Linked DNA regions of Homo sapiens: region 1 is linked to region 2. Evidence: read pairs that join two places in POLR2A ChIA-PET (ENCODE). Cell type or tissue: Panc1. All regions are shown on one strand.

What was found. ChIA-PET counts read pairs that join two places held together with the same protein. Peaks named below come from ENCODE experiments on the same cell type or tissue, not always from the same donor. Only the 100,000 strongest peaks of a DNase experiment are listed, where the experiment ranks them.
Region 1: POLR2A ChIA-PET joins it to region 2 with 6 read pairs; 12 of 35 experiments call an interaction of 5 or more read pairs at or near these places.

What each region holds. Positions count from the first base shown.
Region 1 is chr1:19,468,851-19,472,850 of GRCh38, forward strand. The region is part of intron 1 of CAPZB (capping actin protein of muscle Z-line subunit beta); the gene reads right to left. Among named protein-coding and RNA genes, the nearest start is that of CAPZB, 15 kb to the right of the region's middle. RefSeq lists enhancers at 198-988, 989-1,778. In Panc1, no CTCF peak of the experiment used is centred here; no DNase peak of the experiment used is centred here; H3K27ac peaks cover 3,282 bases.
Region 2 is chr1:19,628,844-19,632,843 of GRCh38, forward strand. All of the region lies in intron 1 of MICOS10-NBL1 (MICOS10-NBL1 readthrough), which reads left to right. It overlaps MICOS10 (mitochondrial contact site and cristae organizing system subunit 10), which reads left to right. Exons shown (of 4, transcript NM_001032363.4): 4 at 1-977. Among named protein-coding and RNA genes, the nearest start is that of NBL1, 13 kb to the right of the region's middle. RefSeq lists a silencer at 18-218. In Panc1, no CTCF peak of the experiment used is centred here; no DNase peak of the experiment used is centred here.

The sequences.
Region 1 (4,000 bases), 160 kb before region 2:
CTCTCACCTCCACTTCAACAAAATCGGTCCCCTGGGACCCGTGCCTTGAATCTCTCAGCGAGACGCCTCCTTCAATGTACGGCTGCACTCAGACACAGCCCCTGACAGCAATTATCTTCCATTCTACAAGTCTGTCCGTCTGTCTGACTGGCTCCCACCAATGGTCTCCATATAGCGACGGCAAGTACCTTTTCATGCCCACCCCCAAGCTGGGCACACAATATTAATCAATGTCTCTTTGAATGAATGGACAGGGAGACGGGTACGAAGGCCAGCAGTAGTCAAAGGAAGCTTGGCGGTGAAGACGGGATAGGGCCAAGCCCTGAAAGGTAAGACAGAAAGACACAGGCAGGAGGGAACAGGCAGGGAAGGGGGAGCCACAAGCTGGTGGTGGCCAGAGGATTGTGGGTGCTCTACAGATGAACATCTTTTACGGCAGTAGATGACTATATGTTTATTTCAGTGTGTACTTTCTATATACAGCAATTGATATTGTTTTCCATTCATGGTAAGGACAAAGTTTCCTTCCTAAATAATTTAAGTTAAAAAGTGAGGAAACTTAAAGAAAAAATTAATAAATAACAGTTCTGGCATAGAGATTAATACAGCAAAAACCATGAGCTAACCTTAGAACACATTTTTGCAGGAAGGGAGTCCTCTCAACTTGGCCAGAACAGGGAGATTGAGGAAGTGAAGTGAAGCCTGCTAGGCAGGGAGGATGAGTCAGCTCAGAGGGCTCTGGGGACAGGCAGTGAGGCGGCGGCCACGGAGAGAGCATTTGTCAGAGCAAAGTGACCGGTTCAAGAAGGTGCAGAGAGAAAAAATACTCTACACTCTCCCTCCTGGGGACTTATCTCAAGGAAGGAAGATACTCAAAAGGAGGAAAAGAATACACACACACACACACACACACACACACACACACACACACACACGCCCGCCCACTGCAAGCAACAGAGAGCACAGTAAAGGGCTTGCAAATTGTTCACTTCTGTAATGCCCACAAGCACCCAGGTCGGGGGGTATTCCACAGAACCACAAGCCCAGGACAGACGGACTACTGTGCTTCACTCAACACTAGCACATCTTCCAAACTACAACACCGTCTTCACATGTCACATGTTAATGGCTGCATTCCATTCCATTGTGGCTTGAGCACAAGAGTTTGAGACCAGACTGGGCAACACGGTGAAACCCCGTCTCTACAAAAAATACAAAAATTGCTGGGTGCGGTAGAGCAAATCTGCAGTCCCAGCTACTCGGGAGGCTGAGGCAAGAGGACTGCTTGAGCCCGGGAGGTGGAGGCTGCAGTGTGCTGTCACCACGCCACTGCACTGTAGCCTGAGCAAAAGCATGAGACGCTGTCGCCAAAAAATAAAAAATAAAAAATAGTCCATTGCATAGATGTGCCACCATTTTTACCTACTGTTGGACAACCACTTTCTCCAGTGTCTTGTTACGATGATTCCTGTCCCTATGTACCCCATAAACATGAGCTACAGATCAAAGGGACCTGGGCTTGAATCTGGACCTTTCCTTAGATTTCTTCTTGAACTCAGGCCATTGGCATTCTGACTGTTCGACCCAATTGCCACGAAGCTCTCTCACAATGTCCTATTTGGAAAATGTGGTCTTTCCATGCATCACTGAAAAAGGATGTTCAAAGATGAGCTTTGAAACAGGCCTAAGTTTATGTGGCAGAAAAGACTCACACAAGAGTGTAGAATCTAGATTCTAGAGTGTTAGACATAGGACCTGATCCCAGTGCTCCAGTGGTTTACTGTGGGACCTTGGTCAAGCCCCAAACCCCTGTGAGCAGTAAAATTCCATGACACAGCAGAGGCTGAGGGCAAAGGCTTTTAAATTCAGAGCAGCTGGGTTCAAGACCTGACTCTGCCACTTATTGGCAATTTATATAAAGTCTAAATCTGTATCATTCTGAATTTACATAAAGGCCTAAATTCATAGGATCCCATGCTTAGAAGGATTCTGGGAAGGAAACGGAACGGTGCATGCAGAGGACCAGGTGAAGTGCACAAGAACCAATGCCACCACCTGGCCTGCCTTCCTAGCTCTGAGGCCTGCTGAATGCTAAGGCTGAGGTGTGAGCTGCTTGTACAGTGGCCCCCCTTTATCCTCGGGGGATACCTTCCAAGACCCCCAGTGGATGCCTGAAACCTTGGATAGTACCAAACCCTATATATACTGTTTTTTCCTACACATGCATACCTATGATGTTTAATTCATAAACCAGGCACAGTTATTATCAATAACTGATAACATCGAACAATTCTAACAACATACCATAATAAAAGCTACGTGCATGTGGTATTCTCTTCAAAATACTGGACTGGGGTTGATGGCGGGTGACTGAAATTGCAGAAATCGAAACTATGGAAAAAGGGGGGATGATTATACTTGTTCCAAAACGAGGCCCATCACCTAAGGCTTGGAAATCACTCTTTCCCCATTTGTTTCCCTTTAGATTCTGACATGTAATGAAATTCAAGTGGGAATTTTATCAGTTAACCCAATGCCTCAAACTGACACTGGAGTAAGTAGTCAAGCCTCTTGAAGCACTCGGAGCACAGACCCCAAGGGTGCAGGGCTGAGGATCCCACACTCACAGTATTTACATGTCTATGTTCTGACAATCAGTCACGTGATGGGAGGGCCCTTCGTTGGAACCATGGCAACCAGTTCTTGTCTGTTACGTCGAGAAATGCTTCCTCGGCTGGGCGCTGTGGCTCACACCTGTAATCCCAGCACTTTGGGAGGTCAAGGTGGGCAGATCACAAGGTCAGGAGATCAAGACCATCCTGGCTAACACGGTGAAACCCCGTCTCTACTAAAAATACCAAAAAAAATTAGCCAGGCGTGGTGGCGGGCGCCTGTAGTCCCAGCTACTCGGGAGGCTGAGACAGGAGAATGGCGTGAACCAGGAGGCAGAGCTTGCAGTGAGCCGAAATCGCTCCACTGCACTCCAGCCTGGGAGACAAAGCGAGACTCCGTCTCAAAAAAAAAAAAAAAAAAAAAAAAAAAAAAAAAAAAAAAAAAAGAAATGCTTCCTCAACAACCAATATGCATCTCACAGATAGTATGTAACCAAGATAAAAGTAGGATCCTTGAGGATATTCCCAGGATTCTCCTACGTGCTCTCCATCTGGAATACAGAAAGCTCAGAAACCATGGGCCATCAGCACACAGGGAAAACCAGTTCTGTGGCAGGCAAAAGGACAAGGGTATTCTAGTTAGAAGGTTGATAAACGCCTCCAGATAAAGTTATTAGAGGAAGGACAGATGAAATCAGTGTTTAAGAAAATGCGAGGCCTGTTTCCCAGGAATATTACCTAGTGCAAAGTAGGATGAAAAAGTAAGAGAGGTTGTCATGAACTGAGGACATGGAGACCCTACTCATCTCGAAGGCAGATGTTGCCATCTACAGCCTAGAGCTCTAAACCCTCTGAGGTTAGGGATCTCTTTCAACATCTCTGGGTGGCTCAAACCCTTGGGGCATGAACTAATAACCTGTCGGTTATGTAGGCAGGCAGCAGACTGTGGCCTCTGCTCGTCCCTGGCCGCAGGTGTAACACAGCCAGGGCAAGGAACCAGCTGGTCCTGAGTGTGAACACCAGCTTAGCCAATGACAGCTTTATCCTCATACTATGCTCTATTATTCCAGAGTCTGCCTGGATGTGTGCAGAGAAGAGGAGGAGAAAGGGAAGTGAGGGGCAGGACTATGCAGTACCCAAGGACTCAAAGGTGATTCCAGACCCTGACTACCGATTAGTAGTTACTATGTAGAGAATGAGGTTCCATTTTAGATGAAGAGCTGCAACTACTGCGCTTTCATTCTTCATTTTTTTTTTTTTTTTTTTTTTTTTTGAGCTGGAGTCTTGCTCTGTCACCCAGGCTGGAGTGCAGTGGCACGATCTCGGCTCACTGCAAGCTCCGCCTCCTGGGTTCACGCCATTCTCCTGCCTCAGCCTCCTGAGTAGCT
Region 2 (4,000 bases):
GGGCATTGGAATGAAAGTTCTCTATCTCATTAGCTGTTAGGCTTTAGGCATTTATTTGGATGGATCCCTTTGGCACCTTGGAAGCACCACTGAAGTGCTCTGAGAAAGGGGTCAGCTGTCTGAGGGAATAGTTCTGGATAGAGGCCACAGGAAGCACTGGCCAGTTGCTTTAGTTCTAGATAGCTTTGTATTCCCGCCTTGTTGCCCTTAGCGGAGGCTGGCCCAAAGCACACTTGATCTTGTCCCCACTCCCTGCCCCCATCTCAGATCAACCTTCAGAAAGTCCCGGCTTGTTGGCAAAGGCACACATTCTGTGTTACTCTTAAGTTTCATTAGAAATTCAAGTCCTCTGGGGCCCTGTTCCCTTGTGGGCTTGTGCAACTGACTTTGTTTCTTGTCTGCCTTTCTGGAACCAAATCCAAGGAAATTCATGGGTTTGGGGAGACAGCGATGGGAACCCAGCAGGGCACAGGATGCTAGGATAAAGCTGTGGCGCCCCAAAAGTGGCCTGCTCTGCCAACATACATAAATACATACAGTCTGAGCTTGACACTGTATAATTTGGCCCAGAACAATATGTATTTTGAGCTCATTTAGGTGAATGACTTTGGCATTCCATGTACCCACTAGGGGAAGCTTTATCAGGCTGCATTTGCCTTATGCAGAAGTATGCCTTTGTTCTGAGAAATGGCCTCAGAACACACTGTTGAGCTGTCTCCTTTAGTGAGTGTCATCCTCTCATCCATTTCAAAAGATTGCAGATGCCGTCTTGAAGTCCTGCTTGTAAGAAATGCAGGGGTTGGGAATGGAGGAGATGACGATGTAGTTTTGCTTTTAGTTTTCCCAAACCTGTTTACATTTTTTAAAAATGTAACCAACCCATAATTGCATTTTACTTGTCGTGGTTCGATCTGATTGTATTGTCGAAGGACTATTTTTGAACCTGTCCAAATAAACTCTGCAAAGTATTTCCACAAGGATGTGACTCCATGGCGCTTGGACAGCCTTTATCCTGAATGGTACTGAGACACAAATGTTTTCCTGTTGCGTGCTTTCTAATTACCTAAATGCAAACGGGGTGGAAGGGAGAAAGTGGAAATTCTAAGTACCAAAAGGAATGTTAAATTTAGAATAATAAGCTCATCTGGAAGCTATCACCACTTTTTTCTTAAAGTGCGCTGCAAGCATCGCTTCCCCTTGGACACCAAATCATGGTATTGGGGTAAAGACAGACTTGGGCAGGAGCAGGGGAGAAGCCCCATGTCTAATGAGCGGCCTCTGTGTGGATCAAGAGTGACAACTGTTCTGCTGTCAAGTGCCCTGACAAAGAAGAACCAAGGGAGAGGCAGGGCTGTAAATGATTTGGAGTCAGGGGACTGGATCTAAGTTCCCACTCTACCACTTATTTGCCAGGTGACCACGGGGAGTTGCCTTAACCTAAGGGGTTGTTGCAGGCTGGGCACAGTGGATCACACCTGTAACCCCAGCACTTTGGGAGGCTGAGGCAGGTGGATTGCTTGAGCCCAGGAGTTCCAGACCAGCCTGGGCAACATAGCAGGACCCCATCTCTACAAAAAACACAAAAATTAGCCAGGGATGGTGGCATGCACCTGTTGTCCCAGCTACTTGGGAGGCTGAGGAGGGAAGATCACTTGAGCTCAGGAGGTTGAGGCTGCAGTGAGCCATGATCATGACACTACACTTCAGCCTGGGTGACAGAGTGAGACCCTGTCTTAAAAAAAATTAAAAACCACACACACACACACACACACACACACACACACACTTATTTACGGAGCACATGGTCTTTGAGCTAGGCTAGGAGGGGAGAAGGGGAAAAGACACTGAAGAAAGAGAACTCTAGGAGCTTCCGCCCAGGTAGGAACATAGAACTATTACTGGGCATTTGCATTCAGGATAATTGGCTTCAATTGTTTGACCCTCACTTAAGGAGTTCAGAGCCAGAAAGTGGAGGTGGAGGAAGATGTCAAGAATTCTTGAAGGAGGAGTGGGCAGGTGATGAATCTTTACGGGGAAGAAACTGGGGCTAGAAAAAAAGAGCTCATTATCAACTGTCAATCAAGTCATCTTTATTCCCGGTCCATCCAGTTTGAGCTAGGCAGAACATATATCACGAGGCTTACTTTTTACAAGCTTATGATAAAAGTACTATTATCCTCATTTTATGGATGAAGAAACAGTTTTTGGAAGGGCAAATTAACTTGCCCAAGGACAAGTAGGTGAAAACAATGCAGGTGGAATCTGAACCTGATTCCGGAGGCCAGACTCTTACCTACTTTCTATGCTGGTCGAAAGCTGTTTAAAGTGGGGAGGGTCATTTCAAAGGAAAGCAGTTTGATCCAGTTTAAACCTGATTTGAGATACTTAAACTAGTTGAAATGGATCAGAGCCAGTTTCACTGAGTTTAAATTAGTAAGAATAAGTTGATCCAATTTGAAGTCAGCTGTATTTGTTTAAAAAAGTAATTCCTATGTCTATTTTCTATTAATCAGAAACATAATTATCAATCAGAGCTTTGGGTCAGCGTTGCTGATAAGTTTGGCTAAGTCCTTGCAAATGTAATAAAGCATCATGACATTTTATTGCAGTAGGCATCTTAAAATCTATACACTTTTCAATTAGATAATTAGATTTCTTTTTCTTTTTGTCTTTTTTTTTTTTTTTTGAGACAGGGTCTTACTCTGTTGCCCATGTTAGAGTGCAGTGGTGTACAATTTTGGCTCACTGCAGCCTTGATATCCAGGACTCAGGTGTTTCTCCCACCTCAGCCTCCTGAGTAGCTGGGACTACAGCTGCATGCCACCATGCCTGGCTAATTTTTGTATTTTTTGTAGAGATGGGGTTTCACTATGTTGCCCAGGCTGGTCTTGAACTCCTGGGCTCAAGCAATCCACCTGCCTCAGCCTCCCAAAGTGCTGGGATTACAGGCATGAACAACTGCATCTGGTCCTAAATTTATTATTTCTTATTATGTGGCATAATAATTTCTTATTACGTGGAACTTTCCCTTCTCCCTCATTTATTTAGTCATTTATCTATATCAGTATGGACTCATGGATTCTCATTTTATTCAACTGATTACAATCCATTATTATTAATATTTAACTCAAATTGTCTAGATTTGTCCAGTAGGGTCTCTTTCAAATGGTATCTGTATCCCTTTGACATATCCATTCCATTCTTTGAACACGAGCTATTGCAGACTCTTCTTGTATTTGCCCCACCCAGCCCTGGAATCAGCAATTTCTCCAAGGAGCCCTGGTTCCATTGAGTGGGGAGTGGTAGTTAGAAACCAAGCTCTCTAGGTGTGCTTGCTGCTGTTGGTGTGCCATTGCTTAGACACACCAAAAGCTTTGTCCACCTCTTAGCCAACATACTAGAAAATACGTGTGTGTGTGTGTGTGTGTGTGTGTGTGTGTATGTGACCTTGAGTTCATGCCTTCCTTCCATCCATATTTGTAACTCCCTTATCTAATAGTGAGAAATGTGGCTCTAGGGATTTGATTTTGAAGGAGCAGTATCTATAAATTAGGTCTACTTGGCTTCTGTGTGTGTGTATATGAGTATAAATGTGCTGTGATTCCCTCTCCAGTCTCTCCGTCTTTGTCTATCTGCACATGTATATGTCTTCCAGATTCCATCACTCTTTGCCCTCTAGTTTTTCTGCTGTCTGTATCTCTGATTGTGATCAAGACCTAGAGTACTTTTTTTTGTTTGTTTGTTTGCCTGGTGTTTTTTATTATTTTTTATTATTATTATACTTTAAGTTTTAGGGTACATGTGCACAATGTGCAGGTTAGTTACATATGTATACATGTGCCATGCTGGTGCGCTGCACCCACTAACTTTTTTTTTTTTTTTTTTTGAGACAGAGTCTCGCCACGTCACTTAGGCTGGAGGGCAGTGGCGTGATCCCAGCTCACTGCAAACTCCGCCTCTCGGGTTCAAGCGATTCCCCTGCCTCAGCCTCCCAAGTAGC